Linked DNA regions of Mus musculus: all the other regions are linked to region 4. The links are chromatin loops, found by intact Hi-C in ENCODE. Cell type or tissue: heart. All regions are shown on one strand.

Region 1 (8,000 bases), 230 kb before region 4:
CTGGAACCAACGCACACACGGGGCCAGGGGACTGGAATGTTTCCAAGAAGGGAGTGTTTTGTTTCACACAAAGTCCATCTGATTTCTTTCAAGGAATTTTTTTTCCTTTTTTCTTCTTTCTTGTTTTCTAGGTGTCTACACTTTTGAAAGGCAGATCTTAGGACTTTCCTCTATTGATAAAGATTCTGATACTTATCTTCTGTTAAGACGACCCCCTTCCACGAGCACACGAAAGGCAGTATAGGACTTGGGGAGTGACTGATCTAGTGTTACTGTGAGTCAGCACCAGAGAAACAGAACTTTTCAAACCCCCAAATTTGTAATAATAGCAGCATTAATAATAGTCTCCTTGTAATTTTCTAAGTGTTTCCACAGCTCATAATTATCCTTCACAACAACTTTGGGGGAGTTTGGGTAAACCAGCCTCAAAGGAGCAGATGTGAGTTCCAGACTAGCTCTGCTGTCTACTTGCTATTGGGTTCTGCCTGGTCATCTCTCCACTCTGGATCTCAGGGTCCTCGGCTATGAAACAGAGCTGATTGGAACATTCCCAAAATCTCTACCATCTGTAAAGCACTGCTAGGCCCCGATCCTGGTACCGTAGAGCCTTGGGGCCAGCTAATCAGTAGTGTTGGGGCTTCCCTGTGCACTAAAGGAAGGTTCAGCAACAACCTGGCCTCTCTCCCACCAGATGATGCTTGCAGTACCCTTCATTCCAACTGTGGCAATATATTATCTCTAGACCCTGCCAAAAGTCTGGGTGGTGTGAATTCAGTAATCTCTCCAGTCACTACTGCCTAGGGGCTGCAGTGGGATTGGAAACATAAGGAGCATGGGGGGGGACGGACAAAGGTCTTCTCATCCATCCTTTACTCTTTTTCTCTAGCCCTTCACACCTTCTTGTACATGTTTCAAACCCAATCTCACAGTCTTCTGCTACTTCTTATTTCTTAAACGCCCTAAGTGGTCCAGCGTGTGTTTGGTGTGATAATGAACCAATTGATTTCATACTTTCTCCTAAGGAGAGTTCACAGGTTTATGTCCCCTAAGCAACCAGCCAGACTCTTCAGAAATCCAGAGCAGAGTCCAGGCTGGCCTGGGAGCCTATCTGCAGCCTGCAGGAGGCTCGGTGAGCAAGGATTTGTCAGCACTCTTAAATCACTGGGCTCTGAGGAAGGCTTCTCCCAGCAGAAAGATCCTTCCTCAGGAATCAATAGCTCAGGGCCTTCCATCACATTCAAAATTATCCTGGGACCTGTAAAATTTCTTTTCCCCGAGCATGGCAGAACCCCAAAGTGAAAATCCAGCAGTGGGCCAGAGAGAGACCTGCCAGTCAGACTTTGCTCATCAGTCCTGATGCCACCATGACCAGAAGCTGATGTGCAAACCTCAACACTTGGCCTTAGCTGCAGAGGAAAAGATCCCACAGTGTTCCCAGTGATCCAGCACTAATAGCTCCTTCCAAATGACTAGCTCTTCGCATCGCACCTAAAGAGAAGAATCCCAAAGACCATCTTCCCCCATCTTTGCTCACCTACCCTCACAGGAAGATCCTATACTCTTCTTATACTGAATGTAATTATACTCCTCTGATCTTACGTAGAATCAGATCAAGACCGAGAAGTTAAATAGGCTGACGTGGATCTCAAACACAGTTCTCGGAATCGCACTTAAGGAAAGGAGCTATGGCTCTCTGGTGGCCTATATCCTCACCTCCCTTCTTTCTTATGGATGAAGACCCATCTTGTCAGTGAGACTGAAGAGCTGAACAATCTTGAGCATTTTCCTTGGCAATAAGCACCCACTGGGTGACCTTCAAGGGCAGGGGAGGATTTTACTTCTCAGAATTCCAGATTGGCACCAGGGTTCCTAATGAAGAAAGGCCACCAAATCTGCTAAAGTTCCAAGAAGAACCAACCCCAAGGAAGTGCATACGGTACGTAAAGAAACTGGGTGATAGTGGAAAACAGAGTTACCCATGGACCCACCAGACCAGCAGAACAGAAGGACATCAGAAATGAGAGCATCTTCTAGGTGCCCCAGATGCCAGAAGAGAAGGGATTGTTTGAGACCACAGCCTCTACTACGGTGACCTTGAGCTGAGAGCGGCAAGGATGAAGGACATCGGGGAAACACTCTTCGGGAATTTTTTTTAGTTCACCTGGGATCTGAGTTTGAGGGGGTCCCACCAGCAGAGGTGTGACTGCAGGACAGAGAGACTGTTCCAGCATGCCTTAGAGGATGTCTAGGCCTCGCCTTAGGTTCTAAGACTATCTGGTGAGGGCCTGCGCATTTCTGATTCCATTGCACGGAGTTGCACAGCTTTTGCCTAAAGATCATTTAGAGCAATAAGACAAGACAGTGGAGGGAGGAGAGAGGATAACTTGGAATTTTACAGCCCGTGTATGTTCATTATGAGAGCTTTATCTGCCCTTGTCTTCTTGCAAAGAAAATTTCCCTAAATTTACTAAAGCTATTAGTATACTCAAGTCTGGCCAGTCAGTAATTACCAGTGCCTACTGCGTAGAAACATATGTCCATTTTCACAGCACAGAAGAAGCAGGTCACTGGAGTGGAGAAAGCTCCAAACAGGGAACTGGGAATCCTGGGGCTTGGCCCCATCTCTTCTACCAAACAGCCATGTGACCTTGGGCAAGATACTACTTTTACTTCAGCTGAATTTTTTTGTAAATACATTGTACAGGGGAATGTTGGGAACGGGGTGAGGTGGACCAGATACTCCCCAGTGCTCCTCTCTTCTTTTTTCTAGTCTTAAATATTCTTAGGTTCCAAGAATTCAAAGAATACACAGATACCAAGCAAAAAAACAATGATCTCAGAGAGCAAGCGGGGCTATGTATCGGCTCTGCCTCCCCGGAATATTCTGCCATCCCACTGCTTCTGAAGTCCTAGGACCACCTGAAGTCACAGGACATGTGGTGGAAGGGTCCCAGTCCCAGTGTCCTCAATCACAATGGATGATTGTTGAGGGGTTGGTAGCCTGAGCTTTCTTAAAGCATTAAGTTACTATGGCCAGTGAAGGGTAAGAAACAAGTCACTAGTCCTGAGCTAGGTGGTTTTGGTGCCCCCTACTGGTCACCAAGGAGCCCGCTCCACCTCCAAGCTTCCACTGATTGGAAGGAGGCAGGAGAGCTTGAGGACCAACTCAGGTGGTCACAACCTGTTTAACAGAAGAATTTCCTGGTCGTTGGCCTAGTCTCTCTAAGAATCTGTGTTTCAGTCTCGGCATTACATAGGCCATTGGTCTACTCATTCACAGGGCTCCTCCATGCAACCATAGGATACCTTAACCAAACACCCTGGTGCCAAAGAATAAGCACCAGGGTTCAGAAGGCCAGGTGTAGTCCAGACAGAGAAAGGAAGACAGAGCAGCAAGCAGGTATATCACTGCACACATCCCTAATGGAAAGAAGGTCTTGGGAAATGCAGCAAGAAATGTTGACTGCAAGCAAACAGGGAATGGGGGTGGGGTGGGCATGGATTGGTAAACCCACACACACACACATAAAATCATTAGCCTAACGCAGGTATCCAAGGAGTTTGAACACATGCCCATTGGTAGGGTTGTACTACGGTGAATGGCTCAACCCCAACCCATCAGCTACAAGAGCAGAAGCCACCGGCAGCCTTCAACCTTCTCCAGAATCTATCAGCACCAACTGGAGACCAAAGTGTTCTAATCTAGTCCAGCACCAAGAACTAAACTCCCTTCCTTGCCTACCAAATTGACTTTAGAACCTGCCTCCAGAAGAGGCTTTTTAACCAAGACAGGAAAGAGAGAGGGGGAAAAAACGCCTCCTTGAAGACCATATTGGGCCAACTGTTCATATTCCCATTTTTCCACCCTCCACGTCTCTGTCTCAATACCCAAGTGTGAGGAACTGTTCAAGTCTCTGGATCTGCTTTAATTCAACGTGGGTACTTCCTGTCCCAAGTTATCATGGTTTCAAATCTCCCCTGATAGCTTTTCCCCAGGAGTTCTTCCCAGGTTCAACACAGCATCAAACCGCTGTCCTCTACTCTGGGAACCTTCTTGCTTTCTTTTCCAACTGGCTTCATTTTTCGAAGTCTTGCACCCATCCCAGAAGGTACCTCAAGTGCAACTCATGAACGCTTCCAGGAGGACGGATGAGATGTACAGATGTCACGGTAGGTGAACCCACCCAATAGCAATAGTAATCATTAGTCATTCAAGAAGGAACCCCCCACCCCCACCCCTAGGGAGGCTCCCATCCCAGCTGGGATGACTTTGGATTCTTTAGTTGGTTTCTGCAGAAGCGGGACTAACCAGGGCTCCCAACTACTGTACTGCAAAAGAATCACGCTGCATTGCTGGGCATGCCCCCAAGCCTGCCTGCTGCCCCACCAAAACCTTTATCTGATTCCATAAGATCAAGGGGGGGGGGGACCCCATGGTTCCCCTAGAATGCCAGAAAAGAGCTTGCCTGAAACATCCTTAGCTAGAAAGCCAGACCACACCTCGGTCCAGCAAAAGGCGGCTGGCAGCTACGCTGTGTACCGGGCTGGCTCCGGGAGCACTCTGCCACTCAGCGCTGTGCAAGGGGAGACAGCTCGGCTTCCCGGGAGAAGAGCTATGCCCCGGGGGATCTTCCCCAACCTGGAAGCGTTGGCAGTCGGCCGAGGATGGTAGCTTAGTCGTCCCCAAACTGAGCCCGCCAGCTGGGTGACTCCCCGGGTACCCTCAGCACAGCCTTCACCTGCTCCGCCCCCTACTAGCCCCATTGCCCCCTTCTCAAACCGCTGACCTCCATCCTCTGTGCCACTAACACGTTCTCTGCCAACTGTGGGCTGTCACCCCCACACCTCGGCTCCCATCTCTTCCACCACCTCCAGCCTGGCGCCCGCCTTGCCCCCAGCCCGCGGGGAGGATCTGCGCGCCAATAGAGTCCAGCGCCTCTTGGCAAGTTGGGAGCAGCGTCGCCGCCTTCGCAGTCCCGATCTTCCCAGGTCCCCAGCTGCATCCCCGCCACCCCTGGGGGCGTGCGGGGAGGGGTGCGCTAGGCTGGCGAAACTTTCTCCGCCGGAAGGGGTGGGGGCTCCAGGAGCGGATACTCACGCCCGGGTCAGCGCTCGGAGCCATCCTCTGGCTCTCTCAGCCCCACCGCTTGGGGGCGTCGGAGCGCGGGCGCTCGATGCTGCCTCTGCCGCTGGCGCCGCCGCCTTGCAGCGCCCAGCCCTGGTCCCGGGCTGGCCTCGAGCCTCCCGCCCCGACGCCGCGCGCTCGCTTTATACAACTCCACTCGAGCGCGCCCGGGCTTATGTAAAGGCTGGCGGAGGCCCGCAGCCAATGGCGCGGCAGCTGGAGCCGGGGCCCAAGCTTGGGGGGCGCACGCGCGGCCAATCGCGGCCCGGGGAGCCCGAGGAGCCGGGTGGGGGAAGGGGCGCCTCCCCGCGCTGATTTAGGAGCCGGGATTGCGGTGGCAGCAGCCGGCAGCCAGGCTGGCCCGGCGCGGCGGGCATTGGGGTGGGCGGCGGCGCGGGCGGCGGCGAGGGCGGGTGCCCCCCGTGCTCTGCCGCGCCCCGCCGCCGCGCCGCGTAACCTTCAGGAGGCAGCGGGGCCTGGCGAGTGGGGAGAGGGCGCCTTGAGGGACGCTGGGGACCGGGCGGGCGGGAAGCGGATGTCCCCGGGGGGGGGGGGAGCGCGGGGAAGGCAGTGCAAGGGGGGGAAGGGAGGCCGGCGAGCCCCAGGACCCCGCAGCCACGCGGAGCGCAGGGCGGGGGGTAGCGGCCGCGCTGCTGTCTTTCTGCCTCCCAGATAGCGATCTGGCGGCTCCCAGGCCCGGCCAGAGCGGCCGCGCGAGCCACGCCGATGGCGAGATTTCTCGCTGGGGAGCGAGCTCCGAGTCGATCTTTATCCAGCCTAGGGACGTGTCCGAGCGCCTCCGGGGGACTGCTCAGTATGGGGAACAGAGCTTCACCACGGTCCCAGAGGGCGGGGAGCAGGCGAGCGCAGCTCGGCGGTCAGGCGCGGCGGCCCAGGCAACTGCGGGCAGAGTCTGCTTTCCCACATCCGCGCCCTCCGCCCCCGCAGGCAGAGTCCTCACCGTACCTAGCCCCCTCTCCAGCAACACCCACCAGGGCTGAGCCTGGCCCACCTGCTCAGGGCGTCTGCATCTTTTGCCCACACGGAGTACTACCGCTTGCTCTTTCTCCGTTGTCACCAGCTGGCACAGCTGGGTGCAATGGCTTTGGTCTCTCTGGCCCAAGGGTAGTGGTGGGAGAGCAACTAACATGGAGATGACTTCGTTAGTAGCTCCCCATATACCTGTGTTTGGGGCAGGTAACTTGCTAAGGTCCACATCAATGGACCTTTTGCATCTACAATAGAACCAGGCTTATAATAGGTGCTCAGCAAGTAGTGAATTTTGACCTTTCATGAATAAGACCGGTGGATTTCTGAAAGCCAGACCCGAGGCCTCGGAGAAGGATATGGGACTCTTTGCTCAGCTCCAAAGGCTTTGCGATCACTACTCACTAACTAGCTTGGCGTCTGTATGTTTGACGCTTAAAAAGACTTGGATGAAGGTTCTGCTATAGAGTTCCCTGTCAACCAGTTCCTAGCTGGACCTGGTTATCTCCCAGTACTGATTAGAACTGTCAGCCCCGTTTGTGCTCTTCTCTTAAAAGCAGAAGCTAAGCGTAGGCAGAGTCCATCTCTTGGGCCGCCAAGGAGCTCCTCAGCGGTGAGGAACCATTGAGAATCTGGCGAAAGTCACTGGCGTCTCTTTCTGGAAAAACTGGCCAACGTTTACCCATAAGTGACTTTCGAGTATAATTTCAGGATCATTAGGAATCCCGAGACTCTGGGTGCTCGACCCAATATCAACCTGTTTCTTCAGGGTTCCAGGCCAGTGGTTTGTAATCAACCTCTCTCTAGGGGTCGGAGACTGTTCTGTACCCTGTGAGAATCTGAATGGATGTGTGGATGTGCTTCTGGGAAAGATGCTCTCTCTCTCTCTCTCTCTCTCTCTCTCTCTCTCTCTCTCTCTCTCTCTCTCTCGTGTGTGTGTGTGTCGGGGGCAGGGGGTGTTGCTAGAACATAATCCAAGGTTCTGCATCAATACACTTCATCCAGCAGCAAGTACACTTGGTCCCAAGCACACCCCTGGTCCCCAGTTCCCTCCAAAGGAGCAGCAGTAGGCTCAGCATCCCGATGGCTCACACTACCGCCCTGTGCTGAGGATATCTGCATCTGTGTGGCTGTGGTCCTGGCACTTGAGAGACTGTCTCCACACTTGTCCTCGGCGTCTTAGTCCCTGCCACTTTCTTTATGTGGAAATAAATAGCAGGTTGTCGGATTCTGTCTGATGCACGACTGTTCCTTAGCCAGAAGCTCCAACTCGGAGAGACAGCAAGTGACTGGTAATTAACCAGTCTCACTGGAGCCCAAGCATCCGAACACACCTTTCTTGGATTTGTTCTCACCTCTCTCTCTCTTTCTCTCTCTCTGCCTGGGAAGCTGTAAGCAGCAGCCCCAGCTGCCGAGACTCACCTCACCTAAACCTGACAGATTTAGTAACCAGCTCAGTAATTATCAACATTAGCCACCCAGATGTGAATAGGTTGTCGGTGCAAAACAACCCTGCAATGATCTCACTCTCTCTAGTCAGGGAAGGGGATGACAGAGCCAAGGTGCCAGGAAAGGACAGTGAAATGTAAAGTGACAGGTGTTCCACTCAGGGAGTCCTTCGAGGGATAAGGGATGGGATGGGATGGGCAGATCTGGTCCTAGAATTTCTAATTCTCCTAATGTTGCCTGTGTCTAGAAACCCTTGAAGGCAGGGTGTTTTAGAATTCAGAGAGGTGCCAAACATGTTGCACCATCCTGTGAGGTCTGGAGTCGCATCTGAAAATCAGACACATTCATATTTCCGCAGCGAAATGTCAGGATTTCTAGAGTAAGCATTGAAGGGAAAGTGGTTTCGTGTCAGTTTAGGTCAGGATTTGTCTCCAGATGA
Region 2 (8,000 bases), 210 kb before region 4:
CTCTAAGCAGGACTCTCCCTCTCAAAGGGTCTCGTCCTCATCCTCAGCCAAACAAACGTTCTTTCTCTGCAGTCACCTCAACCAAAAGCCAGTTCAGCTTGGATCACCAGCTGTCCCTTCCTTTACAGAGGCTGGTAGCACTCTAGAAGATGCTGGGCATGTACATGCCTGCTTCAACGTTTGAATTTGCTTCACAAAGCTATGACTCTGCTGTTGCACCCATTTCATAGTTAAACAAACACAAACTGAGTCAAAGGAAGCCGCAGGTAAATAGGAGATCCGGGCATGTCAGGCCATCTAATGGCGCTGGTGCACACGCAGTATCTACTGTGTACCTCGTGACCATCCTGGTGTGTTGGTTGATCGGGAAGCTGAGATCTGGGAAGGATGAAAGAGGGTAAGCTTTGCTGGTCTACGGGGCAGCTGATGTTAGTCTGGCTCCTGGCTGGTGTTGGCCCTAGAGTGTTTGCTTTTGAAACTGCACTACAGATCTTGTATATTTCTAGTCACCCTGTGTCCATCTGTTTTGGGGGAGCATTGGGTCTGCACTTTCCTGCACGGTGAAAACCATGACAGCCCTGACTTGACAGGCCAAAAAAGCTAAAAAGACTGCCACCTGGTGGCTTTCTAGGTGGTGCTGAAGAACTTTGGCTGGTGCTGTGAGCTTCTGTGTAAGAAACTGACCTTACAGAGCACCTATCATGTCTGGTGCTCTACTAAGCACTTTGCCTGGCTCCTCCCATTCATTTTCCACACTCACAGTGTGAACTTGGTCCCACTGCAGCGTCATTCCCACTTCAAAGGCAAGGGCACTGGGGCTCAGAGGCTAAATGACCCCCTCAAGGTCATGCAGACTTCAGACCCCGTGCTGGGATTCCAATTCAAGTTCTGACGCCTGGTCCTGCATCTCCTCTCCTGCTCTTCCTCTTCCTTACTCGTCAGGCCTCATAGCCTCAGGCCCTTATTCATCTCTTCTGCTTCTCCCAGCTGCAGCCATCTAGACCTCTTTCTCCTCATACAAGGCCTTCATATTCACTAGTCTCTCCATCTGCAACACACTCTTGGGTCTGTCTGTCAGCGGGATGGCACGTCTCATGCATCCCATCCAGGACACCCCTTAAAGAGGATAGTCCATCCATACATCCAAGTTGCCCGCTGTCCAGTCAGCCAACCCCATGGACTTCTTAGGGTTTAATGCCCTCTGAAGTTGTGGATTTTGCCCTGTGTTATTCCTTGGGCAGGTCAGTTGAGGGTAGGGAACGTCCATCCATGGTGGCTCCATTTTCTTTCTGCAGGTGTGACTGAAAGGGAGAGGCAGGAGAGAAGAGGGCCCATGGATGGCCTTTTGTCCATTGGCCTCTAAGGTCTTCTCACATACCCATGTGCTTTCCTGTTACTCTTGGTTTCCCATTTTGATGCCTCTTATTTCTGTCTGTCTGTCTGTCTGTCTGTCTGTCTGTCTATCTATCTATCTATCTATCTATCATCCATCCATGTATGTATGTATGTATGTATGTATGTATGTATGTATGTATGTATCTGCCCATCTGTCTGTTTATCTACCTATCATCCATCCATGTATATATGTATGCATGTATCCATCCATCCATGTATGTATGTATTATATATGTATGTATCTGTCTGTTGATCTATCATCCATCTATGTATGAATATGGGTTTATTTATCATCCAACCATCCATCCATCATCCATCCATCCATGGATACATATATGTATATATGTATGTATGTATCTATCATCCATCCATGTATGTATGTATGTATGTATCTGCCCATCTGTCTATCTACCTATCATCCATCCATGTATATATGTATGCATGTATCCATCCATGTATGTATGTATTATATATGTATGTATCTGTCTGTTTATCTATCATCCATCTATGTATGAATATGGGTTTATTTATCATCCATCCATCATCCATTCATCCATGGATACATGTATGTATGTATGTATGTATGTATGTATGTATGTATCTATCTATCTATCTATCTATCTATCTATCTATCTACCTGTCTATCTACCTGTCTATCCAGGACCAGTCATGAACTCCTATCAGAGCTGAGGCTTGGTCCAGTGTAGTAGGAGTTACACAGCAAAATATCAGTGCAGTGGGTAAGAAAAGGCTCACATTTGGTTCCCTGGGTTTGATGTGGTTTTAGTGCCTGAGCCTGTTGGTGGAGTTTGTTGTTAATTCTTGTAATTAGCTTGTATCCTACAGACATTGCTCTTGGCCATTTAGAAAGGGGTTTAATTGGTCATCCAGGCCTGGACCCTCTTCTGTTCTCCGACTTTATTACTTCCTTCACCACGTTCAGAACCTGGAAAGGTAGATTAGCATCTTGGGATTATAAACAGCCCGTTCTCACTCACCCACACTTGGACAGGCTCCAGGAGGCAGACTCCGGCTCGACAATTTGAATTTAGAGACCTGCTCTTATACAGAGAAGGCAGACCCAGACTTGGTGCCTGTGACCCGCTGGTAGGAGGGGCAGGCTACACACTTGCAGAGGTGAGTCTGTGGCCATGACAGGAGTGGGTAATAGGCATCATTGCTAAGCTGATGCCATTTCAATGAGGGGCTGTGAGGTGTCAGGGGGAGTCCTCAACCCTCTCATTAGACCTCCCATTGTGGCACTGTGTTTCCTTCCTGGTTCTGGAAAAATCAGCAGAGCTGGATGATCACAAACTGCCTACAGTGCTGATATTCTAGGCCTTTCTCTGAGAGTGTGTGTGTGTGTGAGAAATTACCAGAGGAAAAGAGGTTCTTGTCCACTGAGCAGGAGCCTACTGGCCTCAGATGCTGAGCTGGGCACATGGCCCTAGAGGGAGAGGGTTAAACACACACAGCCAGAGAGCCTGGAGCAGGGGTGCCCATATGCTCTCACTTACCACAGACAGCTAGCACCTCACTCCTTCCCTACGCTCTGGTCCAGAAAGCTTTGTCCCTCAGAATGGCTGTCCCTTCCCATGGAGCCTGATGCTGAAGGAATGGCTCAGTTGGGGACCAGATTGGTTGGTTTAGTTCAGACTGCTCCTGGCTCCCGGCTCCTTGTTAGGCAGCTCAGGGGTGAAAGCTGACCTTCATGTAAGTAATGGGCAGTGGACCTGTGTCACAGACTGGCCCTACAGGACAGTGTAAATCTGTTATTACATCATCCAATGTCCACCTAGGGCTGCGTATTTGCTGAGACCAACAGCAACGGCAAGAAAAACATCAGCAGCTACTGGCTGGACTCCGAGCACAGCGACACACTTATGCACATGGTGCCTACAAGGGGCATGAAAAGAATCCTTTTATTTCCTGGCTGTGGAGGCTGGGTAGCCAGCTTTGAAATATGAGACACATACCTTAAGGCTGAGTTACCAGAATGGACAGGCATCTTTATGTTGGGAAGATAGTAACTCACTGGACAAGACAAGAGGCTGTATTTTCACAATGAAAACTTGGAAAACGTGACCTGGCACATGGTCTGGTGCCTGAGCAAACCTTGCAGGACCAGGAGCAGCTGTCAGTTCTGTTCTCAGCACGGCCACCTGCTTCTTGGTAACCCTGGGTCCCACATTTCCTGTTTATCACGCTGCTATCCGGTTATGCAGCCCCCTGCCCCAAAGGTTCATCACTCTGACCTATCTCCCCCCACCCCCAGAGTAGCCCATGCTTCTAATTTGTAACTTCATATCTATAACCAAACTGACCATTTTCAGACTAAAGCATCCTGTCCTTATTTATTTTGGTAGATATTTTAGTAGTTGGTTGGTATAATTCGCACTAAGATGTGAATGACTGACAGCCACCTGCGCTGACAGATGTCTTTCTTTTTAAAGATGCTAGTTGATGTCTTACTCACAGGATCCCAGCTGCCTGGCAATCCGGGCTCTGTGGGGCCAGGCCCAAGAAGCTAGATAGAGAGACGGCACCCTCCTCAAGATGCTGTTTTCCTCTGGGAGAGGTTTTGTCTGATCCACCTGGTCTCTGACCAGAGCCCAGTGGATATGGAGAGCCCTTCCAGTACCTCTCCTGTTGGCAACACCTCACCTTTCAGAACCCCCTCTTCAGTGAGAAACCATTTTAATAAGGCTGTAATTTTGTTACAGAAGTTTGTAATTAAATATCCTTAAAAGAAATGAGGTTGTGGGTCCCTATCTCCCAATTTATCATAGACTTAATGCCCCAAGTTACACACTGTTTAATTAAGAATGTATCCCCGTTGTAACTGCACGCAGCTTCCTAGCCTTAGAGATAGGCAGTGCTCAGAATCTATCATGAAGGGTGCTCTCTGTTCTTGTTGTCCTGTTTACCAAGAAATCCAAAGTGAAGGCAGCTTTCCTAGTTGGAAACAGTAGGCTCTCCCTCACCCAACCCTGCGGGGCTTCTTTCTCCCCCAGTAAACCCACCCTTTTTTGCAATCCTCCTTAGACGCTGAAGCACAGTATCAGCTTCTTAATTGAAGGAGCCAACATGCTCCCCCTGCTGGTTGAGGACAGCCAATACACCTGTGTGCTGGAAAATCACAGCCCCATCTTTGGGTTCCTGGGAAGCCATGGTAAGAAGAGCACCTACTATGTGCTAGGAGACCATGGTAAGTGTACCTACTATGTGCTAGGCGCAGTGCTAAGGGATATAAAAGGACCAGAACCATGTTCCAAAAGAACTCAAATCTGATAGGAGAGACAAGATGTACATAAACATATGTAGTGGGCTAATGTCTGTTGACTACATCACAGAAGAGGGAAGAGTACTTCTTCCACACAGATGAGAGTCCATAAGGAGGCTAGCATCCGACTTGCATCTTGGAGAAGCAGCTAGGTTTTGGAAGGTTACCAGGGAGAGGACGGCCAGGATAGGATGATGCTGGGGACCAGGGACCTGAAGAAGCCTGCGCACTGGTGAGAGAAGAGCTTTGTCTGTGATGGGAGTAAGTGCTGAATCGGAACCCAGAACACACATTTTCACAGTCTAGCTCTTACCAAGAATCCCAGGCCGAGGGAGGGAAATGCAGATATGTCAGGGAAATGGAGGAAGGAGCTTGTGTTGCCACAAGAAATTCAATCCCACTTACCGAGGAAGCGAAATGGTCTGGTTAATTTAATTTCCTAATTAGATGGAAGTTCTGTAGAAAGCTTGCTTTGTTAGAAATGTGGATTTTTTTTTTAAAAAAAAGCTTCCTAGAATATGTTATGCCTCTGTCCTGCTTTAGCAAGCAAGCAGAGGCAACCCGTTCAGCCACTGATAACCCTGGACCTTGCCGTGTCTCACCGTGTAGCTGTGGAGAACAGAGCATTCAGGCCATAATCCAGAGGCGTGGCAGCTCTCACACTTGCCACCAGTAGTGAATTTACCTGCTGCAGATTTCTTTATCACCACCTACAATAGTTAGGTTTCTTTATTAGCATGGATAACAGCATTCTGGTCAAGCTGGGATCCTGACTTCCTGTGCCCCAGGTAATCGAGGCTTTTCAAGTTCTTTAGAGAAACCCTCCAGAGCCCCAGAAAGTGCTGCCCACACCCAGAACTCCGCTAGGCAAAAAGACTTCTCCAGAAACCTGCAGATATCTGGAGCTTGTTTGCAAAGGAGCAGGCAGGGCATTCTGCTGACACTGGCTGGTTCATGCACATGTCCCCACTGGGATGCCCCTCCCTGCAAATCATGAGAAAGCAGCAGAGCTGGTCTGGGTTGGGTGTCACCTTGGATGTTGAGGCTAACCTCCTGGATGGTCAGTAATTCCTGCTTTGAGAGTCATGTCCTGTGTAGACGTCTCCTATATTTTAACAGGAATGCTCTATGACTATTGCACACACCAGGCATGATGGGACCTGTTCTTAGGTTTTTATGGAGAGTTCACACCTTGCATATTTGGGACTCTGCCTTACAGATCTCCTGGTCTGAAGGAAGCCTGCTACCACCTTGTGAGCATCACAAGAGACAAGGGACAAGGACCTGGGGCCACCAGCCATGTAAGTGAGCCTCAAAGCTGAATCCCCAGTCTTTCAGGTGACAGTGGCTCCGTGATATCTTGAGTACCACTTCAAGGGAATCAGAACTGGAGCCACATGGCCCAGCTGTCCCCAGAATCCTGACCCCAGAACCTGGGGGAAATAGAAATGGGAAGTGGATAAATGGGAGGAAATGAGATGTGCTGCTGTAGATAGCCAGTGCCCTCAGGGAGTCCTCATTAGGGTGAGGGATCCATAAGTACTGTCACCCTAACTCAAAGGCTAGGCTACTCTTGCATTCCAAGATTTTAAATCCAGACGTGACCATGACACTTAGCCGGCTCACTTTCCTCACTTACAAACAGGAAAGGCGGGACCAAAAGGGAATGGCCTTGTGCGTAGACATGTTGAGACAAGGCTCAGCTTTCTCCTGATTTGGGGTTCAGCTTTGCCTCCCTATTTTCTATTCCCAGCCCTCACAAAGCTCCCCAGTTTACTACTGCTTCATTTACTAAATGACTGGAGAGTTCCTACTATGTACTAGGAGTTATGCTAGGTCCAGAGCAATAAAGAGGCTCTGAATATACTTGGAAACTATGGGAAAAAAATCTTTCATTGAAATAACACATACAAGAGATAGGGCTTGATCAATAAATGAATCAGGAGATGCATTTCAGTGTCTGCTCTGCTACTGAAATCCCGGATTCCTTGGTCATTTTTTTTTAAATGAAACTTTCAAGCCAGTATTCAGTCAGAAGACACAAGATTAAGGCACAAGATTAAGGGCTAGAGAGATGGCTCAGTGGGTGAAGGCACTTACTACCAAGCCTGGTGACATGAGTTCAATCCTTGGGACCCGCATGGTGAAGGAAAGGACCGACTCCCACAAGCTGTCATCTGACTCTCCATGATATGCACTGCGACACATTCAGGCAAACATACCCACAAATAAATAGATATAATAAAAAAATTAAAAATAGAATCGGGGCTATGGAGATGACTCACTGGGTAAAATGTATGCTGGACAGACACAAAGAGCTGAGTCCAGAAGACCCATGTCACCTCTGTACCCTAGCAGGGTTGTAACGGTAGCAGGAGAGGGATTTGGAGCTGAAACCGTAAGTTCCGGGTTCAGTGAGAAAACTTGCTCCAAAATCAGGAGACAAGCAATAGAGGAAGATGCTCAATATTGATCTCTGGCCTCAATAGGCAGAGATATGTACCCATATGCACACACACATGCACACATGGACACCCATGCACGCGCACACACACTCGGGGAGACAGGGAAGAGGGATAATAGTGTTATCTTGGAGAGCAAATGTTAAGGTATTGTACAGGGAAATTGATCTCTTTGAAAATTAACCACGCTCTGTGTTCTCCTTTAACGTATATGAAACACTTTACATCCAACCATCAGGGTTCCCTGATACGTTAGAAGCTCATCTGTGAGTGATCGTGACTCCATAGGCTAAGCACTCTTAACGTGACCTAACCTGCCATTTTAGATGGGAAAATGGGCACGAGGAAGGGCAGTGGCTTGCCCTTCCTCAAAGCGAGTTGCAGTAAGTGAGACCTGGTCCTGGCCCCCCCACAGCAGAGCGCTGGCTTACAGGAAGTACACACACATGAGGAAACACAGTGCTTCAGATAGTCCCATGCTGGTATTCATTTTCTTTTAATATCTCTCAGGGACAGACAGAGTGGCTCAGACAACATCTCTGTCTCTAGAGCCAGGCTAACAGGCATCAAAGCATACCTCCTAGGATGGGGCAATTAGAGTAAGGGCCTGGCAGAGCCAGCAGAGTGGAAGAGTCAGGCTATGTAGCAGAGCCCCCCAAACATCTGAATTCACAGTGGCTTTGGTTGGTCCTGAGGGCTCAGGTGGCTCTTCTGCCACATGGTGACAGTTTAGATGTGAATTGGCCTTGGGTTACCATGTTACCAATTAGTTTATCAATGTGTGGAGGAGCTGGGCCTTAGTGCTGGCCACTGGTTTCAGACATGTCTTGCCACGTACTAGTGCGCACCTTGGGCCAGCA
Region 3 (8,000 bases), 67 kb before region 4:
TGGCTCCTCCCGCTCTCCCACTCCTCACTCTCCCTTTCTCTGTGTGTGATGTTAGGGTTAGATGCAGGGCCAGTGCAAGGCAGGTCTCGGTCACTGAGCTGTTATCTGATGCTTTGTAGTGTAAGACGTGGATAAAAGGGTTGTCGATGGAGACTCCCAAGTAGAAATTCTGATGGTGTTGGCTTCATACCTCAGATGCAAGACACTGGCCCCATGTCTTAAGCTGACCCCATGAAATTAAGGAACAGAGGTTACCACCTAGGAAATGAGAAAGGGGATTTGAATATAGGCTTTTCTAATTAAAACTCATTTTTTTCTACCCTTTTGAAAGGTTTGGGGGAAAAATTGCCATTTCCCCCTTGGGGTAAATATTACTTTTATAAATAAATTTTTGACGTCCCCAGACAATGCACTATAATAGGCTTCTTTTTAGTTATAGATACCAAAGATTGGCTAGCAGCTTTAACTGACAGAAAATTTCTTTGGTTTGCTATAAATCTGGATGATAGTTTAAACCTGTTTCTCCTTCCTTTTTTCCTTAGTAGGAACCCAGAACATCTGAACATCGTTCTTTACCCTCAGCTCTTTCTGTAAAGACCAAAGGTAGATCACTAAATCAAGAAAGAACCCTGGGCTGTAGTAGAACTGTTGCCACTTAACTAGCTGTGTGGCTTTGAGGTCTTACCACTCTTTCTGTCCTCTTCCCAACTAGTAATGCTTGCTCTACCTAACCACGGGGAGGGTTTTTGAGTACAACATAATTTAATCTTGAAAAGGTGCTTTTACAATCTTAAGATATGGTTCTGTTTTCTGTGTTGTAATATGGCATGAGCATTGACAAGAGTATATTATGTATTGCTGCTCTTCCAGTACACGAAACAGATGGACCTGATCGGTCATGGCATTCTCCCTTGGCGCGGGTACTGACATACCCATTGCCAGTTGATCAGCGTCAGCACGGACCTAACATGTGCTCATTGTCTGTACTGTATGCTATTCTGTTATAGGTCCTTTCATTTATATATAATAATCTAACCCTTCTTTGTCCTCCATGAAGAATTCTGCTGACTGCCAGGGAGTTAAGGACAGAAAAGATAGACGTGCTTGTTGTCTCTGTACATGAACGATACTGATTACTTTGGGTTTTCTTCATAAATGTTAGTATTTTACTCTGGACTTTCATTGCCCTGCCCCTAAAAGAGTTGAACACACCTAATCATTTGAGTTTCTCTGATAGAATTTTCTATCCTACTTGGATTCTCCTGACATTATAGTGGAACAGCTTATACCTCAGTCCTTTAAGGGAGATCACTAAAGCTGAAAAAGTTGAGGAGAAGGAAGTGCCAGGCCACTTAAAGCAAATCGCAGTGTGTGCGTCAAGAGGTGAAAACCTTCAGTACATTGTTCTTGAGCATGAGTAGAGCGTCCTTTGGCCCAGGAGAGCACGCAACAGATCAGAGCTGTGCTGAGAGTGGACGTGGGAGATAGATCATCCCTGAGTGCTTTGGATTGTAGTTAATCAGGTGTTTCAACCACTGCTTCATGCTGAATGATGAAACCGCATAAGTAAAGGGCTCAGCACAGGAGTATCTGGGACATCTTCCTGTGTTCTCCATTCCAAATATTTGATTGCTGACTAAAATTAGAAATGTATGTCACTGCTTCTCAGAATAAGCTGCTCTCTCATCTTCAAAGTCTACTATAATTTTATTTCATAATTTCACTTCATTCTTAGGAGTAGATGATTAATTGGCTGGTTCTAAAAGGCCAGCATTTGGTTCATAGGTCTAAAGCAGAGGAAGTAAATAATTTAATTATTTAGTTTGATTAATTAAATCACAGCAAACTTAGAGTCATCTCTGAACAATACTTGCTCTTTTGTAGTAAAACAGATTTACCCATGGTAGCTAACTCTGGGAAACCTTTTTGCACATTCCATCGTTCTGCAGCACTGTATTACTGACCATAGTCAGATTTTCAGGGTATTTTCATGTTTTTCCTGCCTATTAATCTGAAATTCACTTCATTTCTAACCATATAAGTATGTGAAAAAATTTTTACAGAGATGTAATATTCTTTCTTTCTTTCTTTCTTTCTTTCTTTCTTTCTTTCTTTCTTTTGGTTCAGAGACAAAAATGTCAACACTAGGACTAACTGACCACTTCAAGTGTTGCTAAAATAAACAGCCCGTGGTTCCTTGCACTTAACATACTGCAGATCATCTGCCAGTTAGCTGGGGCCTGATGAGCTCTGGATTACATTCTCCTGGAACACTGATGATTATATAAATACTTGATAAACTTTGTCTGAAGCCTTGCCACAATTAAGAGTTTGCTTATACTGCTCCCTTCTCTTGATCTCCCAAGTCTGCCAGGGAATAAAGGAAGGCAATTAGATTTGCCCAGGCTTGTTCTGCACAAAGCTTGCTGATTATTACTCTGTAGGTGGCGACAAGTGGGTTTTGTGATCATTTTTTAAGTGCCCAAGTAAATTTTGAAAGTCTTTAATTTGCAGCCCTTCTCTTTCCTTCCCTTTTCTTGTCAAATAAAGCCTGATGGGGCGTTCCCTTCTCAGGCCTCAGCACCTCTCTTCTCTGACTTCAGCGGCTCGCTCAGTGGGCATTTCTATCTGTGCTTTCACACTGGAGTGGGCGTCTTCAGGACAGTTTATGGAAATGCTCCAGGCTAGCCATTCCCTTCTACTGTTCCAGTCTCTCCTACTCCCTTCTCCTACTGCTGCCTGGGCTGTTTGTGTCCTTCACTTTACGCTAAATGGAGGCCATGCTAATGACAGCCTTTTTCATGCAGCCAGTCATGTAATGCCTTCTTTTGATAAAGGGACGTGTTTCTTTCAGTTAATTTTTTCACATGCTTTTCCTTTTCTTTTGATATTTTCAGATGCCAGGATCATGGGAAGTATGCTACTTAAAAATAAGAACTGGGTTTTGGCCTCATTTCTTCCTGATAATTGAGCCTTAGCGAGTCATGCAGGTCCCCTGTCCCAGAGGGGAGCACTTGAAAGGCCCCTTTGACCTGTATTCTCTGTGTTTCATATGCTTTATAGTTTCACTGTTTCTGTGTGCTTCTTTGTTTCCATGTTTTACCACCAGAATTGACACACACATGCACACATGCACACATATACATGCTCAGGTGAGACTTAGAAGTTAGGGGACTTTTGTTAGCAAGCATTGAACACTAGACATATTTCAAAATTGTGACTTTACAAAGATGGCACAGTGTCTGTATTATATGTTTTATAACACCAAAAGCAAACACATTAGCACTCATGTTCCTTGGGCAAAGTATGTAACAAGTCACATGAAGTGAACAGTAGAAGCCTCATGTCGGGTTAGGTTTGCTAACAAAAATGAATTTTGACACAAACTTTACAATAAAAACTATTTTCAGAACTTTTGATTTTGGACTTGTGAATTATAGGGCGGTCATATTTTTCTATTGTTTAGGGATAATTTTTCTGATTTGTTTCCTATCTTAATGAACAATTTGAGTTCTAGTAAATAATTTTCCTGATTCCTTTGTTTTTCCTTGGAATTCACAACCAGTTTTTTTCATCCATGGCTGCTTTGCATTTACGTCTTCCCTAACTCAGAACCATGCTACTTTCCTAGGAAGTCCTGGCAAAGTTTGGATAAGTTTATCCTTGGCATTGCTCATGGAGAACCTCAGCCAACCCAAGCCTGCCTGCTTTGCAGTTGAATTCTTTCTTGGGCGTAGTGTTAATCAGCCTTCAGTTTATAATTTGTTGATCCTCATTTTTTTGCCTTGTGTAATTTTGTTGCTATATTCAGATGATGCCACAAGATGGTGCCCAAATAGCAAGGAATTTCTCTCTCACATTCCCAGCCAACTTCCTTCCCCTTAACAGTACAGTCAAGTGTAGTTTAGAGATTTTTTTTTAAGTGATGTTCATGATTTGGAAGATAGGTTGAGATAGCAAGTGTTAAAACTCACCTTGATTTCTGTAATCTACCTGGTTCATGACTTGAAGACTCTTTTGTAGACATTGTCAGTCTGGAATAAGAACTCTTAAAAAGAATCATTTAAGGCTTATAATATGTATTTCTGGTATTAAGGTGAATGGCTGTCAGCTATAAAGTTAGAACTGGTATTGTGCATAAAAGAAACTATTTGGAGCACAAAGTTGTATATGTTATATTGGAGACACCTACCAGTACACCTAGGTGTACCTCAGAGCTCAGTTACCTAGACACTGTGAGCTCCTTTGCTAAAGTGGTCCTCCTGCATTAGTTTTTTAGGTAGCTGGGCTTACAAGCATGGTCTGCTGCTCTCAGCTAGTATATATGTACTGGCAAATGAAAATGAAAAATGAAGTTTCTATATTAAAAATAATTTAAGATGTATTATACAATTTATATTTTTTTGTCTTAAAAATTAATCACTCCTTTTCCTCCATTTTATCTGGTGATTATTTTTTCTTTCTGGAATAGTCTCTAGAACAGTGGTTTTCAAGCTATGGGTTGATCCTTTTCACAGGGGTCACCCAAGACCATTGGAAAACACGGGTATTTGCATTGCAATTTATAACAGTAGCGAAATTATAGTTATGAAGTAGCACACATATAATTTTATGGTTGGGGTCACCACAACATGATGAACTGTATCAAAGGGTCGCAACGTAGGAAGGTTGAGAACCGCTGCTCTAGAACACTTTTGGTTTGGTTTGTGTTTAACGTGTGGAGCCCTGAGTTTCATCCTAAGCATGACAGAAAAGAAAAGGAGGAAAGGTAGAGAGAGAAAGGGGAAAAAAAAAGAAAGAAAACAAAACCAAGAGTAGTATCAATTCTTTAAAGCACTTGGAAAGCTAAAAAAATGTTAACCTCTGGGATCAGGTGAAAGGTGATCAGGGAATCCCCCTGTCTCGTGAATAATCTTTGTCTTGTAATTTGATTAAAGGAGACTTAGTGGCTGTGTGAAATCTATAATCATATGATTAACATTGGCCTTTATTTACAGAGAGAAAACGGTTGGAAGCCAAGCAACGGGAAGACATCTGGGAAGGCAGAGACCAGTCTGTGGTTTGAATATCAGTTCCTGAAAGGAATGAATCCATGATTGGGAAGTGGTTGATATTCTTGAGACAAGAGGATCTTTCCAGAGCTGTGCACATGCAGATGAGCATGTTAAAGAAAACATGAACAAAACAGACGACTTGGAGAACGAGGGTCCAGTCCTCACTCTTGAATTCAGACCTGTCCACTGTGACAGAGACGTTAAAAGGAACTGTCATGTGGGAAGGAAAATGGAAGTGGCTTCTAAGCGTCCTGGGTGGAGCAGGTCATCTTCATGTGGGTCAGGCCTCCAGGAAGTCTGAAGCAAATGTAAAGCAAAACAGGATTCAAGCCTGCAGTGATAGGAGTCGGAGGTCCGTGGCAGGGCAGGGCGCTCCTTAGTACTTCTCAGAGTTGAGAACTGCAGGATGAGGGGCAGCAGTAAGACAGGGAGAGGAAACAGCTCACAGACAGGAGTGCCTGGTGCACTCAGCCCGTACAGAGACTACACTGCTGGCCCAGAACTCCAGAGCCCCTGAACCGCAGCGCATCGTGGGTGTTTGTTCCTGAGTGTGTACTAAGCTTGGGGCCTGGTACTTGGGCCTGCACAGCAGCCGGGTCTGCTACCTTCCTTCCTCACAAGGACCAGCCCTAGGGAACTGAGTGCCGCTCCAGTTTAATCAGTGATATCTTGTGAGAGGGAAAAATTAAAGGCTATTTTATAACATAAATCATTATGGTGTTTATAAATCTTAACCCCCATCCAAAAGCCAACATCAGAAGAAGAAAACAGAAAAACCTGTAAATGAGTTCTCTAGTCTTCAAGTCTCTGATGGTGTGCCTGGTTTAGACAGGTACTAACTTTTATCAGCCCAGTGAGTATAGTGCTCTCTGTCTTCTCTGCCCTAGAGTAGATCCCTAAGTGCCGTCGTGGCAGTTCTGTGTGGCAGCTTCTCTTGCCCTCGTCTCCTCATGCATCTTCCCTCCAACCTCTTGCGTTGTTTTTCCATAGCCGTCAAATCTGACACCCTGCAGGAAACGTCTGGCTCCCAGTGTGTTCTTGGTACGATCTTAGCCTGTGCCAGAGGGGCTTGGCAAGCAGGCCCAGACCATGCAGTACAGTGATGGGCCGAGCCGCCGGACAGCTTAGAGCCACCAGCTCAGCCTTTTCTGTCTCACAGCGGCCTTCTTGGTGGTTTTGGAAAGTCGTTCTGTGCTGAGGAGACGGTAGTGCTGGTCTCTAAGGTGCTGAAGTGGCAGGAACCGGTGTCACATTGTGTTTTCAACTGGGGCAGAAGTTGCTTTTATTCCCGTGACAATGATGGATTATTAGCTTTGTCTAGAACGTGGTAGAATGGGGCTCTTCAAATATCCCTCGATGACCCTGGCCTTGGCTCTGAGTCCTGACCTGCCCCTCTTGCTAGTCCCGGCTGGAGCTCTGTCACAGTTCTTCAGCATTGTTTCTTCACTCCAGGCTTGCCTTTCCAGAGGCTCTGTACAGTGCCACCTTCCATATGTGGGAAAGCATTGTTTTCTTGGTCCTCTGTTTCTGCTCAAGTCTTCAGCTGTGTTCACTCTGCTCGCTCTGCTCTGTTTGAGCAGTGAATACAATGAAAGAAAATACCAAGGACTCCAGTACTGCCTTTTATTATTTTTATGTTATTTATTATTAATATAATAATATAAATATAATATTTATTTTTATATATTACATGTTACCTTATTAATTTTTCTGTTATTAATTTTATGTATGTCTGAATTCCTGGTAACTGTGGAGGCCATAAGTGTGTGTAGATCTCCCGGGACTAGAATTACAGTTGGTTCTGAGCCACCACATGGATGTTGGGAATTGTACCTGGGTCCTCTGGAAGAACCAGGCTCCTAACTGCTGAGCAGTTAACTGATCCAGCCCCCCAGCATGGCTTTATACCGAGAGACACTTTGAAGGCACACACTTGCCATGTTTTCACACCCTACCCCAAGTTAGATACCAGACCATGGCCATACATGTACCAGACAGCACTCACCACTGAGCTACACCCTCAGGCTGGATGACCTTGAGAAAGGACAAACATGTCTGTGAAAGGACTTCTTGTTAGCTGCTTAGAGTCCTTCTCTATAGGCATTGCTAATGTTTATTACCCAGTTTTTAAAGAAGCAACCCATCTTATGTCTGATAATCAGCTACGTTTAACTCTCAGGATAACTCCCATCAGTCTCGGAGAACAGTTTTTTAAAGTCAGCATTTGAAAGTTTTGGGACAGGGCTGTTTTTACTTCCATTGAAAATATGCTTTTTGCTTACATTATTCCAGTAGTCGGGGATGCTGTGTATTAGTAGTAAGAAGTCCCAGCCACGGCTCAAGCTTGTCCATGCAGGATAAATCCTTGGTTTATAAGAGGAGCTAATGGGAGAACACAGTGCGGCTGCTGCTCTCAGAGAACAGAACTCTCCAAGATAAGGAGAGCTGTTTGAGTGCTGTGGCTGCTCTGAAAGAAAAGTTAGCTGTGGGGGATGACCTCTCATGTACACTCTACATATATGTTTTGTATATGGTAAACGTCTAAATCTCAGGGTTATGTAGAATTTCTAGTAGAAAGCTACAGTCCCTGTGGATTCTAGTTTTCTCTTCATAGTCTAAAAGTCTATTAGCGTAACTTCTGAGGAGAGCTTCCTAGCCCTTCTCTGGAGCACACGTGAAGTCAAGGTGTGCCAGGGTGAAAGTCTTCTGAGGTTTTTGGTTCTGTCTGGAATTTGGCGGTTAGTATTCTGTTAACATTCCTCATCTAGTTATAAGTCATGCCAGCCACCAAGCTGCCCGTGTCTTTCCCTTTCAACTCAGAAGTTTAACAGCACAGCCCTTGTATAGCTTTTTCCAGGAATTAGAACTGGCTGCACCTACCACTCGTGTGATGTGGGCCGGAAAGCTGAGAGCGTGCTGTTGGTTGTCTGCCTGGCCTGCTTTTGC
Region 4 (8,000 bases):
TTCCAAAACCTGATTTAAAGCTATTGAAAGTTTTGTGTTCTGAAAAATTACCTCATCTTTTTTTAAAATGTAAAGCATTTTCTTCTATTGAATGTTGAGATTAAAAGAAACGCTTGAAACTGCCATTTGCCGGCACGGCTTAAAAACATTAGGGGCTAGCTCATCTTTATCCCTAATAAACAACAACAAAAAAGCTAAATTGGCTCTAATTGCCTCTGTATTTTCCCTTTTTAGCACTGGGTTATGGAGTGCTGGGGAAAAATCTAGAATTATTCTGTGTTTTATGTTCCTCGTGAACCTGATATTGTATCCGGCGCCAGTGTTCCTTATGTTTCTTGTCTTAAGCCAATGGTCCATAGTAGATGTAAATTAAACTGAGTATGACTAAGTGCAGGAAGACTTTAACACTGCATGCTGGTGAAATCCACGGGTGTTTCTCCTTCAGCTGAGCCGTGAGCCAGTGGGCAAGAGACCAAGGAGTCTCACTGCCAGCTTGACCAGGTCTTCCACACAACCGTGGGCAAGTATGTAGGGATGCCAGCTGCACACTCCTGTACCTGCATGTCTTTTTGTCTGAAGCGGTAACCTCTTCGCTCCTGACTTCAAAAGAGATGGAAACCATTGTCATGGCCTTGAAGCATGGGGCCCCTTGCAGAGTGCAAGCACACTGTGGGGAAATGTCCCCAGTAGCCCACCAGAGCCTGGTACACATTTGAGATATGATTATCTTTGTGGGTTGCAGCTTCCTGTCTCCAGCCTAGGGTATTTTATAAACACTTGACTGTGTGCTGGCAGGGCATAATCTTATTTGCATAATATTGGAGGGGTAAAAAGCTAAATAATTTTCAAAAGGAGGAAAAACCAATCAGCCCTTTTTGAGTATATTCTGCTTCCTGGGTTAGTCAATTGCATTTCCCAGGCTTAGGTTATGTCTATACAACCCAGGGTTGGGGTGTGAGGGGGTGGGGGAGCTCTGATGGTCAGAAGGACCAGGCAGCTGGAAAGGAAGGCAGACGTCCCTTAGCCAGCATGTGAACTCCCAGGCCCTCCCTGCCACAAGGAGCAGAGATAATGAAGATGGAACAAGTTCAGGGAAGGGCGACCGAAGCCATGCAGGAGACATGACTTACGGGAGAGAGTTTAATTGGTTTAGCCTAAAAAGCCCATTACGCTCTCTAGTGGACATGAAAAGGCTATAAATATCTGCAAGGTGACAACAAGGGAGAGAGGCTGAGATCCATCTGGCTGGGCAGGACCTTTGAGACTGACTCAGAGGGATCAAAGACTCCGCTAAGGGTTGAAGCCCACTTCAGGGCTTTTGTGAAGTCAAATCCCTCTGTCCTGAAAATACACTCACCAGCTCTGTCATAGAGAATGGACCCACAGGGTAGCATCTAGCTGAAGTGAAGGACCTGGCTCAGACTCTTCTTGCCCCCCGCCCCCAGAAGCTTAGCCAACTTGCTAACCATCCATCTTTGTCAAGGCTTAGCTAGAAATCTCCATGGGGTGGAGGCAGGTCCCTGGGGTCTCAATCAGTTCTAATACCCACCTCCCCAGCCCCCCTGTGAAGAGTGGCCATGTTCAAGATGGAGTTGGATAGAGAAACACACACATAACAAGGTGGTGGGCAGCCTCCCACCACGGGGTCATGGGACAGATAGGATTTTGAAGGACCTGCCCAGTCACGCCTCAGAAGAGCTGGACTCACTAAATCCTCAGCTGAAGCTGGCGGACAGCTGCAGCCTTCAGGGCAGGAGCTGGAGACAGGGTGGAGGACCCCATGTGCATGTGCAGTCAGAGAAAGCTGGACAGTGTGGGATTCATCTCCACCAGCGAACAAGCAGGTCTTTGTGATGCAGCGGCAGAAGACAGAATAGGAGTCGAAGCTTCCGGGCTGGGTGGCCTCTGGTATTCCTCAAGATGGAGACTGTGGGAGTGGGAAAACTGGTCCAGGAGACAGTTGCTGCTCTTGTTTTCTTGTATTTGTTCCACTGGGGTAGGGCTGCCCAACCCCACTGTCTAGAAAGGAGACTAAGCCCAGCACTGAGCACTTGGGCTTAAAAGCAGCTCAGTGAGGCCATTTTACAGATGGAGCAGATGCTTCTAGAGGTAAACTGTCTGCTTTGAGGACTTCTCCTCTTGCAGAAGCTGAGTCTCAGAAGGGTACCACATGGTTCTCAGACTGAGGGGCTGACCTGTAACTGAGCAGAGAATCTTACCCAGAGGGCCAAGGGGCAGCCCCTGGGGAGCCCATTGCTTCTCTAAAGATGTATTCAAAAGGTGCGTGGGCATTTTTAATTGGTTCTTGTCTCTCTACCATCCCAGCTCTCTGTTGGGAGGGTGAGCCAGGGCCAATTGCATCCATGAAGAAGATGAGGAAAGGGCTGAGGGTTATGGGGATGCCACTCACAAGAAGCTAGTGGTCCCCAGGTTACACCAGGTCATAAACACAGCATCCATTGACCATGGTGAGAAAATCTCAGCTGTGTCTCAACTGTGCTAGGGTCTGAAAAGTTTGAAGGGGGAGTCCTCTAGCACTTTGGGTCTGTCCTTGAGTGTATGAGTGTGTGTGTGTGTGTGTGTGTGTGTGTGTGTGTGTGTGTGTACCCGTGACACACCTCTCTTGGTCTCCAGACTTGCTTCATCCTGGGGATGTAGCTTGCTTTGATTTCTTAAGGTCGAGCTGGGGCTGTGGGAGTTCCTAGTAGGGCTGCCTGTACCTGGAGTCCATTCTTATTTGGGTGGGGTAAGGATTCTCAAGTGACTTGGGAAAGTGATGGACAGGAAACAGATGGGCAGAGAGCTGTTGGGCAGCAGCAGCAGAGAGGCCCAGGAAGCCCCGTGTATCTGGGCAGGTATCACTGGTGCTTTGGGGACACATTACTGCCTCTCTCCTTTTGTATGTTCACCACTGAACCCAGATTTGCCCACCAGTCAGTGAACTAAATCTCACGCTTTCAGGAGGTGGATCAGCTGGGAGTCCCATGAACAGGTCAGTTCTTTTGGGATCTGTCCATCAGTGTGGTATTCCATCCTCTTCCTCTCTTCCCTCCCCTTCTCACCTCTCAGCCCAGCCCTTGGCAAGCTGCTTCAGCTGGCCCATTACCAGCACTCTCCTGCCCTCTTATGGCCACCCTGGAATCAGCCTCTGATCAGAGCCTTTCCCCAGGCCTGAAGGTGCAGCAGCCTAGGGAAGTGGGCTTGGTCCTGAACTTGGTGTGTCTAGGGCCCTGGGAGAGAGACAGAAGGCTTGATTCTACCCTGAGCCAGGGGGCTCCTTCCCCAGAGACCACCTAGTTGGCCACCCTTGGATTCTCTCTCCATTCGGGAACAAAGACAGTCCCTCAAACCAGTCCCCTGCTCAGAAACTCAGCTCTTTTTTTCCTTCTCAAACATTGTTTAACCTTTTGCTCCCTTCTTCATGCTCTGTTTCAGCTTCTGGGCTCCGGTCCCCATATCTCTGCTCCATTTCTCTGAAGGGCTGGCCCAGAGGGAGCACTCTTTCTAATCATGGATCCACCCACATCTCATGGATGCCAGAAACATGGCAGGCGGTTTTAAAGTCATCTCAAGTCCCATTGCCCACCTCTAGACTCCTCAGCAGCAGTCATGGTACTGCCAGAATTCTGTCTTTGGCTTTCTTGTATGGGGGTTTAGTCCTATTCTGCAGCGGTGGCATCTTTGAGCTGATGCAGTAACTGCGCATCACTCATTAGATGCGTTGGAGGTTCTCAGCCGGTATATGGCCGTCCAAATGCCGTTTCACAACAACTCTGTGTTTGCCTCTCTCACAGCTTCATTGATCATCATTTCTCCGGGACAGCGGGTATGTTGGGAAAGAATTTACATGAAACACCATTTTGTACTTTAAACACAGGAGGTGCACATAGTTAGGTGCCCCCCTCTGAGAATGGTTTGGGGTGCACAGACTTTCTGTCCCCTTTCTTATCTTTGAAGGGGGGTTTCCTGGGCATCTTTATCTTCCTGACCACAATCCCTCATTTTCTGGAAGAGCATATTAGCTCTGTTCTCTGAGTTGGGGCAGAAATAGGGCCCTACCATGTCTAGGACTGGATCAATTTCTGTATGCAGTAGGCCCTCACAGGTAAAACTGAATGAGTAAGTTGCTGTGTAGGGGAGATGAAGTGGACCTAGACTGGAAGGGCTAATTTCAGAATTACCCAGCACATGGGGCAATTTGGGGTCCTGACCAGCTCCTGCTCTGGAATACTCTGGAGGCTTAGGAAGCAGTTGTCCTGGGCAGGTGTTTGTTATAAGCACAGGGATGGAGAGGCACCGTTGCCACCGTCCAGGACTCAGGATGGGCCTGACTCTGTCTCTGCCTCTGTCCACTGTCGCTTTGCTAGAGGAGCACATCTCTGAGGAAATGACCATGGGAGTCTCCCAGTGGAGGCTTCCCTAGAGCTGTGCTCCCAGCCATGCTCCCCGCTGTGTGTCTGACACACAGATATGAAGAAAGCCATGTAGTGCCTGAAGAGCCCTACACTGGCAATCTGGGCTCCACTTCCCATCCCAGCTCCGCAGTTTCTGAGCTGTACGACTTTGAAGAGATCACTCCTTGTCTCTGACCGACTCTTTTCTGGTGACAAAATGAAGATGCCTGAAATTCACTCCACCAGGACCAGACACAGAGCACAGGGTCAGCCAGTATTGACCAGAAAGTCTAAATGGTTCCTCCTCTCCTTCCATGACAATTTCCTGGCTCACCTTCATTTCAAAATAGTAACTTGACCTTGAAAGCTGCTCTCTTTTCTTTCTCTGCCTCTCTTGGTCACTCTTTCTTTCCAAGTGAGGTCTCTGGGTCTTAGCATCCATCCTTCATTACAAAGTGAGGCTGTTACACAACTCACAGGGCTGTGTGAAGACAGGAATGATGTATAGCACCTGGTGTCAGGCTCACACACAGAGCACGCTCAATGGAGGCCATTTCGGTTCAAAGGAGAGGGACCGTACCCTGGTCATAGGACTGGACTAGAAATGAGCCGAATCTCCAGGTAGGTGGTCACGTTCTAGCTATCCCTTGAGGGATGCTAAGACTGAATGAGCAGAATTAGAGAAAAACTTTATTATGTAGAGTGACCAAGGCCCTGTGGGGTTGCTGTGAGAGCTTACCTGGTGCCTGGCATCTAACTGGTAGACTTCTTATCTAAATCTCCCAGGTTTTCTTGGCCAGCATGTACCCCTTTCACATGATCTGTTGGTGACATACACCCTCCATTTTGTGTGTAGTGGCTCTTTGTGCCTGCTTCATGTCATGCAATAGGAGAGGACCACTGGCCAATCCTCAACAAGGCAGGCAGTGTATCAGGATCCAGAGAGGCTCCAGGATCTGTCCCATAACCTCTCTTACTGATCACCTCCCGGGGCCTGGGAATGATGGATGTAGGGCCCAAGGTCACACACTCCTTGCCAGAATCATGCTGCCCACAGTGCAAGAAGGGCCTGCTAGGTGCTCCTAGGTCCCTGTCAGCTCTTGTTCAGGTTTGTGTCTCCCTCTGGGTGGGGTGCATAGAAGAGACACACAAGTGAACTACTATTCAAACTGAGGCACTTCGGAGAGCAAAATGAGTTGTGTTTCTAAATACATGGGGCAACCGGTTTGAGCAAGCCAGATTGGTTCCCTGTATTCTAAGTCGTGGCTGAAGACTGCAGATCTGGGGCAGGGCTCAGCTGCGGGCTCTTGCAGACCCTTCCCAAGCCCTCCCTCCCTTTGCCTTTTGTGCTCCCAGGTTGAGCACAGCTGTAGGAGCAACAGCAACTCCACACAGAAAGCAGTGCTTCATTCACTCTGCCCGTCACAGGCAGTCAAGCTGCAGACTCTGAAAATATGAGCCCCTCCCACAAGGAGTCAACGTGACATATCAGATGTTCAGGCACATCCCTGGGCTTCTGCCAAGAAATGACACTGTCAGCTCTCTCTGAATGGCAGGCTGGTAAGTGATCTGTAGAGCTCTGCCACCTTCTGCAGTTCCCTTGCTCTGTCTGACATTCTCAAGAATGTCTCATTTCACAGACAAGGAAACTGAGGCCCAAATCCCACATCTATCAGGTGGCTGATACAGGTCTTCTTCATCGGATTCCTCCAGCATCCACCCGTTTTTGCCAGCCAGAGCCTTGGTCTGCAGTCAGAGCCTCGTGCTGAGACCAGAGCGGGACTTAGGTATGAGGACTGGGAGTTATTTGCTGAAACCTCAGGGTAAGTAAGAGACACGCTGTGGTTTTGACTCAGTGCAAACACCTTAAGGAGAGGCCTCTCTACACTGGGCCAGCACTGTAGGAGATGCTTACCTCCAGCCAATGGAGCCAATGTTCTGGAATCTTCCTTGGCGTTCACAATGATAGGTTGGTAAAGCTTTCTAGTTTCTTTTATTTTCTACATTCTCCAGGCTTTTAGGTTCAACTTGTCTCTGTTACTTGCCCAGTGTTTCAGAAGCGTAACAATGTATCAAGGAAAGGGATTGATGCTGAGGAAGCCCCTACTGTGTGTCTAACAAGCCCCTACTGTGTGTCTAACACGCTCCCTCCTTAAATCCTCCATGTGAGCCTAGCAGATAACAGAATCCAGGATCCAGAGGAGGCACAGAGTCTGGGATGTGTCCAGGGCCACACATCCAGGAAGGAGAACCAAGGTCTTGGGCTGAGTGTGACTGGTGGCTTTTCTCTGACCTGTTAGTATGAAGATCACAGGGAACATTTCTCAGGAGCCAGCAACACGGCTCAGCATGGGTGCTTTCTGTGCAAGGCTGGCTGGCTACCTTGGATCCCTGCAACCCAGATAAAGGTAATAGGAGAAAAGGCAGACTCTCCCAGCTGCCCCGAGGCCTCCACATGTGTGCTATGGGAGTGCATCCCTGTGCCCACGTCAATAATAAATGAAACAAAGCAAAACAAAAATGAAGCCAGTGACAGCTTGGGCTGGAATTTAAGCCACAATTAATTGAGCCAAAGGTAGAAACTGTCCCTAGACATGAGGGACCCTTGGGGACATTAAAATGTGCTTCTTGAATGTCAAGGATAAAGTTCTTCTAAGCTGCCGACAAATATCCATGAAAGGAATTTTAGCATTAAATAAAGTTCGACGAGTTTTTATCGATACCTTCTTAGAGCCATGTATGTGTGGGGTGGGGAAGGCCAGTAGGTAGTCCTGGCAACCTCACACTACTGAGGTAGAAGTTGTCAAGCATAACTGAGAGGCAGGGCTTCCAGAAACTTCTCTTAGAGCTCACTGACATTATTTTTAAAGGTTCTAAGAAGAATACTGGCTCAACTTTTTTCAGTCCAGACTTTTCTGAATTTTGCAATGGTCCCTCCTCTACTGCCCTCTTGCCCCTGGGGAATGTTTGCAAACATCTTTGGAATAGTCTAGGGGAGCCCCATCGGCCTGCAGGCAGCTCCACGGTGGGGGCCTGGGCTGTCAAAGCCGAAGGACACGCCCCTTTCTTTGTTCAACAGACCATGGGGCTCTGCTGCGAGGACTACAGAAGCTTCTCTTTGCTCTCTTGGTCAGAAAAGATGTTAGCTCCAGCTAGGATCTAGCTTAAAACGGGTGTCCTTCCAAATTGGGGGATTACTCAAACCTCTCAGCCTTTGAGCTAGAGGGATCCCTCGGGTCAGCAAACAAGTGTTCAGGCACGTGAGTGCCGCGTGGCTTTCGGAACACATGCAGGAGCGGGTTCCAGCAGGAGACTGATGCAGCCTGAATTGTAATCAGAGGAACACACTGGAAAACAACAGATTCGGGCCCTTTGCCTCTGGGCCGGCTTGGCAGCGTGGTGCACAGGACTCTGCTTGCCTCTGTGCTGAGCTCACCCTGCCAAGAGCCAGACTTTGTCCGAACATCCATGTGCGGGCTGAAGAGGGGAATCTGTTGACAGGACCCAGCTTCCAAGCCTGGACCTCGTGGCCATAGCTCTTCTCCAAAGTGACACGTAGCCAGGGCTGTTTACCCAGCAGAGTCAGTGCTTGGAGGCCACTTAGCT

What was found. Hi-C counts contacts between places; a loop is a spot of excess contacts. Peaks named below come from ENCODE experiments on the same cell type or tissue, not always from the same donor. Only the 100,000 strongest peaks of a DNase experiment are listed, where the experiment ranks them.
Region 1: a loop joins it to region 4, with 2.3 times the contacts of the local background. A loop is called at or near these places in 5 of 42 quality-filtered maps.
Region 2: a loop joins it to region 4, with 4 times the contacts of the local background. A loop is called at or near these places in 9 of 42 quality-filtered maps.
Region 3: it touches region 4 in a loop (6-fold over the local background); 18 of 42 quality-filtered maps call a loop at or near these places.

The regions. Positions count from the first base shown.
Region 1 is chr19:42,426,512-42,434,511 of GRCm38, forward strand. It overlaps Crtac1 (cartilage acidic protein 1), which reads right to left and starts at 5,277. Exons shown (of 15, transcript NM_145123.5): 1 at 5,099-5,277. The coding sequence starts at 5,122. In heart, CTCF peaks have their summits at 3,095 (motif pointing left) and 5,143; no DNase peak of the experiment used is centred here; H3K4me3 peaks cover 1,766 bases; H3K27ac peaks cover 644 bases; H3K27me3 peaks cover 7,596 bases.
Region 2 is chr19:42,439,609-42,447,608 of GRCm38, forward strand. It overlaps Gm41849 (a long non-coding RNA gene), which reads left to right and starts at 4,449. Exons shown (of 3, transcript XR_877862.1): 1 at 4,449-4,603; 2 at 5,898-5,979. In heart, CTCF peaks have their summits at 637 (motif pointing left) and 4,498 (motif pointing left); no DNase peak of the experiment used is centred here; H3K27me3 peaks cover 6,957 bases.
Region 3 is chr19:42,585,608-42,593,607 of GRCm38, forward strand. It overlaps R3hcc1l (R3H domain and coiled-coil containing 1 like), which reads left to right. Exons shown (of 7, transcript NM_177464.4): 7 at 4,998-6,649. The coding sequence ends at 5,065. It overlaps Loxl4 (lysyl oxidase-like 4), which reads right to left. Exons shown (of 15, transcript NM_053083.3): 15 at 6,672-8,000. Among named protein-coding and RNA genes, the nearest start is that of Loxl4, 23 kb to the right of the region's middle. In heart, a CTCF peak has its summit at 3,821 (motif pointing right); no DNase peak of the experiment used is centred here; H3K27ac peaks cover 744 bases.
Region 4 is chr19:42,652,118-42,660,117 of GRCm38, forward strand. No RefSeq gene overlaps it. Among named protein-coding and RNA genes, the nearest start is that of Loxl4, 43 kb to the left of the region's middle. In heart, CTCF peaks have their summits at 1,178 and 3,125 (motif pointing left); DNase peaks (open chromatin) are centred at 3,114 and 7,764; H3K27ac peaks cover 631 bases; H3K27me3 peaks cover 2,867 bases.